Regions from separate parts of the Homo sapiens genome. Here region 1 is linked to region 2. A link is a contact called in ENCODE Hi-C data. All regions are on one chromosome and are shown on one strand. The core of a region is the stretch at or near the end of the contact, and the rest is flanking DNA. Distances in the headings are between cores, read along the strand shown.

Region 1 (2,700 bases), core at 94-2,593, 1.3 Mb before region 2:
CCTTGGCAGGGTTGTTGGGAGGAGATAAAGAGGTATGGATGAGAGTGCCTAGCACTTAACAGGTCTTCTGAAACTTGGACTTCCTTTACCTACAGTAGTTGGGAGGAAGAGGCAACTATCATTTAAAAATCTGAAATTAATCAGAAGTTCTATTACAGCTGCTAGGCATTCCAGGAGAAGCTGCTGACCAGCAGGGCTCTCGGACATATGAATAAGGTAAAATCACAATAAAAATAAAGTGAACAGAAAGAAATAAAAAACGAGAATGATGATTCTAGCCTGAAGAAAATCCATTCCTAAAGAGAAAACTCATTTACAAAGCTGGAGGAAAAGCCACAAAATCACATTCCTGTTTGCAGAATCAGCAGTTAGCAGAATCCACATCCTCCCCAGCTGGGAAGCATTCTGGATTCCCCATCACTTTTGCTTCTGCAGTCATGCACCACTTTGTGATGAGGAAACATTCTGAGAAACATGCCAGTAGGTGATTTTGTTCTTGTGTGAACATTCTAGAGCAGTGGTCCCCAACCGTTGTGGCACCAGGGACCAGTTTGTGGAAGACCATTTTTCCACGGACAGGGTTGGTTTGGGGATGAAACCGCTCTACCTCAGATCTTTAAGCATTAGATTCTCATAAGGAACGCACAACCTAGATCTCTCCCATGCACAGTTCACAACAGGGCTCAGGCTCCTATGATAATCTAATGCCTGAAGCTGATCTGAAGGAGGCAGAACTCAGGCGGTAATGCTGACTAGCCCATCACTCGCCTCCTGCTGGCCAGCCCAGTTCCGGACAGGCCACGGACTGGTCTCAGTTGGCAGCCTGGGGATTGGGGACTCCATCCTAGAGTGTACTTGTGAGACGTGAAGCCAGCTGGCCTTCCTGGGTCGAGTGGAGACTTGGAGAACTTTTCTTACAAGAGGATTGTAAAACACACCAATCAGCACTCTGTAGCTAGCAAGAGGATTATAAAATGCACCAATCAGTGCTCTGTAAAAACACACCAATCAGTACTCTGTAGCAAAAGGATTGTAAAATGCACCAATCAGCACTCTGTAAAACGCACCAATCAGGAGGAGTCTAAAAGTAGCCAATCGCGGGGAGGATTGAAAAAAGGGCACTCTGATACAACAGAAACAGAACATGGCAGGGACAAATAAGGGAATAAAAGCTGGCCACCCAAGCCAGCAGCGGCAACCCGCTCAGGTCCCCTTCCACGCTGTGGAAGCTTTGTTCTTTTGCTCTTCACAATAAATCTTGCCGCTGCGCACTCTTTGGGTCCGTGCCACCTTTAAGAGCTGCAACACTCACCATGAAGGTCTGCGGCTTCATTCTTGAAGTCAGCAAGACCACAAACCAACCGGCAGGAACAAACTCCAGATACACTTACACAAACCTAGATGGTATAGCCTACTAGACACTTAGGATATATGGGATAGCCTATTGCTCCTTGGCTATAAACCTGTACAGAATATTACTGTACTGAATGCTGTAGGCAACTGTAACACAATGGTAAATATTTGTATATCTAAACATAGAAATGGTACAGTAAAAGTGCAGTTTTATAATCTTACAGAACCACGGTTGTATATGCGGTCCATTGTTGACTGAGAGTTTGTAAAGCAGTACATGACTGTATTTTAATCCAGCCCTGGGTCTACTGAAATTAACAAGCTCGGTGTGCCCAGATGGATTTTATTCACCATACTTAAACTGAAGTGATATCCCTTTTCTTTACTTTTAAAAATGAAGTGTTTCGGTAGATGTGGTTAGATAGGCCGTAGCCTCTGATCCTTATCAGCAGGCGGAAGCAAGACAGCATGTTACCAAGGTGATATTTGAATTGTTTAATCCAAACAAATTAAAATTACGTTTCCATTCGAAAGCAATATTTAATTTTTACCTTTAAAATCAGGTATTACAATTTAAGTTTAGAAAGATTTTTCTCTTTAAAATTTATTTTTTTTTAAATTTAAGAGATAACATTTATGTATTCAGGTGGAGAGCTGGAGATTTTTATTAACAAGACATGGTGATTACATTTTTCTCAACGCCTCAGATTATGGATAAATAAAGTATACTGATCCAAGTCACTTAATCCTCGGGCTTATGTTTCCTCCTCTGTAAAGTGAGGAGATTTAATCAAATTACCTCTAAACAAAGTCTCTGGTTCTTTGTTTTTTCTAATTCTAAGGCTTCTTAATCTGGATGTTAGAGATGCATAAATCCAATTCCGTCATTTTGCTTAAGGAAAGCCAACACAGGGTGAAAAATTCCTGGAAGCATATTTGCTCTGGCCAGATCAAGATGGCTCAAGTTTTAATTGACCCATGAAAGGGAGTTTCTATCAGTTATGCTGGGAAACTCCAAACCAAATGGAAATCTGTGTGCATAACCTCTGTGTTTTCCACCTCAACTTTTAATTTCTGCTTAACTACAATACATATGAATTAGCTAAGAAAGTTATGTACCCACTGTTTACAAATGCCCTGCTTAAAAGCAATTTCTTTTTGTTTGGCTACATCTCCAGTCATCCACGAGATTTTTGAAAAGTGGATTTATATCCTCAAAACAAAACCTAGGGCTGGGCGCAATGGCTCATGCCTATAATCCCAGCTACTTGGGAGGCTGACGCAGGAGGATCTTGCTTAAGCTCAGGAGTTAGAGGCTGCAATGAGCCAGGATTGTGCCACTGTACT
Region 2 (2,714 bases), core at 85-2,584:
GTGGAATATAAAGAGCTCAGCACAGAACCTAGCACAAGGTAAGAGCCTGACAAATGAAAGCTACTATATTATCCCTCAGGATCCCATTAACAAAGTTAGCCATTAAAGTGTTATACTTAGTCTCTTTTATGTAGATCTAAAATTCTTCTCAAATAAAAAGTTTATTTCAAAAAGGCATACACCCTCGATTCCATTAAACACTAACCAAACTTCAAAATAAGTGTATTCTAAACCTAGAATCTAAGCAACTATTAAATAATGTTTTCAGCGGCTAACCATTTTTTTTTTTTTTTAAATAACGCCGCAAATCATGTCATTAGGAGTTCAGGCAGAAAGCGGTGGACGTGTCCCCAAAGCAGTTTGAGCGCTTAAGATCCCTACTACGTTCAAGGTAGCATTTGCCAAATGATATATATTTGGGTGAGCCCGAAAAGCCGGATCTGAACAAATAACACCAGGCAGAACGACCGCTCTTCCAGTTGATGGGACAGGAGCAGGTGGATTTGTCCTTCAAAGAATATCGTTTTATTCTTAGCCAAATGCTCTCACCAACAGCTGGGTTTTAAACCTTCTCGCAGTTTTCCCCAACGCCCCAGTTTCAGACTGCGAGGGAGGGAGCAGGACTTCAGGCTCCTCTCGGCCAGTGCAGACGAGCGAAAGAGAAAGAGGGAGGGGCCCACGGCCCCGAGGGGCGTGGGAGGCAGTTCGGGCCAGCTCGGCCGCGCATCCGTCCCTTCCCGTGCGGTACCACCTGCGGACCACTCTCCTAGCCCGAGCTTCAGGGCCTACAGAGCTGCGGGGCGCGGCCGCCGTCAGTCCGGCCGAACGGCAGCAATGGGGACTGAGCTGGGGGCGTGATTGAATAACTCTGGGATTTCAGGAGCGGAAGGAGGGCAAAGGGGGAGGCGGCATGTGGATGCCCCCTCCATGGTGGGACGCTGGAGGTGACCTTCGGGTCTCCGAGTGCTCCGTCCCCGTCCCTGCCCGGACCCCTTCCCAAGTCCCAGACCCGCTGCTCCTCTCACCGTCTCGGCTTCTGTGTGCTGGGGTCCGGCACTCTGACCCCCCATTACCCCGCGGAGGAAATTCATCTTGCCGTTCAGCCACCAGGTTTACCGGCCCCTCCGGAAAAAAAAGAAGACAACTTCCCCCGCCCTCCGCAGGGCCTGGGCCCCAATCCCGCACTCTACACACTCCTACTGCTGCCACCACCGCCTCCAACTCGGCGGCCACTCCAGCCCTCTAAGCCCGGAAACAGCCGCCAGCAGCGGCCAAGATGCGCATGCGCGGGGACGTGGCATTACGTGGCGGCTCGAAGGTTGAAGGCAAAAGGGGAGCGGAGGCGAGAGGAACCTCTTAGCTAGGTTCCGCCGAAGCCCCACCCACTGCGCAGACCCCGCCTCCCACCGCAGGGGCACGCCTCCTACCCCCACCCTTCGCGGATTGATCCTGCTGGCCGCAGCCACCCACGTGGTGGAAGCCCGGCCCTGCAGGCTGGAGAGGATTTGATTAGACTACGCGTTTCGACTTGCAGGGTGTTTAATCGTCGCCAAGCGGGACTTACTGCAAGCTATCAAATCTGAGGTCTTATTTTGTTGAGTCGAAAGTGAAATTTTCCTTTGGCCAACGTGACAGGTAAGGCTTCCTGGCGCCTGAGAGGGTTCGCTTGGTTTGACGGTTTACTGGTACCAGCATTGTGGCTTTCTGATCCCGGTAAATTGCATTTCTTTACAGGGCTTTGTTTGGTGGTAAAAAGGGTTACTAGACACCCCTCATTCCACTGCCACTGGAGGGCGCATTTCTCAGCTCTTGCTCTTCAAACCTGCTGAAAGGAATTCCTAGATCTAAACACCAGGTACACCTCTATTTTCAAGTGTCGTCAGGAGGAAACCCATCAAACCCTACATTTAGCTTACTAGAGAAATACATTGTTCTGCTGTGTCAGTTTGGCGAGTAACATAATGTTTCGTTATTAACTCTCAACCCCTGTGTTTTCAGTTTTTTTTTTTTTAACATGAAAAATTGTCATTTTCTCTAATTGGTATGCCTGTTCCTTTGGCAGTGAGGTTGTCAGTACACATGCTTCTGGAATAGTCTTGTAAATTTCTTGAGGCTAAAAAGCACAGGTCTAGTTAGCTAACTGACTCATGCACCTCTCCCCTTGGATTCCCCACAGGTCTCAGATTCAGCATTTAAAATTGAACTCGTCATCTTTCCCTGCCTCCCTTAAAGAAAAAAAGTCAATATGCTGCTTCTACTGTGTGCGTGCCGTGCTCAGTAGTACCACTGTCCAAATAATTGCCTAAGCTAGACAGAGGAAGCTGGGAAGAATCTTAGACTCTGGCTTTCCACCCACACATGTCCAATCAATAGTCATGTCCTATCATTTCTATTTATAGAATATTTCTCAAATAGGTGTTCTGCTCTCCATCCTCTGTGCCTGTGACATAGATTATGTTCTTCTCATCATTTCTCATTGAGATGACAGCAACAGCCTCCTAATTAGTTTGTCTGCATTCAGCCCTGGCTTCCTTCCAGTCCAATCTCCAGTCCATCCTTGGGTGAGACTAACAACAACAAAACATCTGTTCATGTCATTCCTCTTAAAATCCTCCAGTTGTTCCCCATTCTGTCCAGAATAAAGTGCAAACTCCTTAGTTTGTCATACAGGCCTGTTATGATTTAGCTCCTGCCTACTTTTTCAGCTCCTGCCT

What was found. A loop is a pair of places that touch in the nucleus more often than their neighbours do. Pooled maps may share reads with other maps.
Region 1: a loop to region 2 is called in a map of CD4-positive, alpha-beta T cell, with 9 times the contacts of the local background. The contact joins the enhancer-like site here to the promoter of USO1 in region 2. A Hi-C loop is called at or near these places in 1 of 168 maps with a recorded cell type or tissue (CD4-positive, alpha-beta T cell), 1 of 37 single-sample maps with no recorded cell type and 6 of 50 pooled maps.

What each region holds. Positions count from the first base shown.
Region 1 is chr4:76,988,559-76,991,258 of GRCh38, reverse strand. All of the region lies in intron 1 of SEPTIN11 (septin 11), which reads right to left. Among named protein-coding and RNA genes, the nearest start is that of SEPTIN11, 40 kb to the right of the region's middle. Within about 2 kb of position 1,343, at least 5 of the 41 ENCODE cell types and tissues checked have a DNase peak (open chromatin) inside an H3K27ac peak, as active enhancers do; they include CD4-positive, alpha-beta T cell, where a contact is called at or near this core.
Region 2 is chr4:75,723,197-75,725,910 of GRCh38, reverse strand. USO1 (USO1 vesicle transport factor) reads right to left here and starts at 1,334. Exons shown (of 24, transcript NM_003715.4): 1 at 1,026-1,334. The coding sequence starts at 1,091. It also overlaps a transcript of G3BP2 not described here. RefSeq lists silencers at 866-1,043, 1,378-1,547 and enhancers at 1,128-1,207, 304-1,223, 1,224-2,144.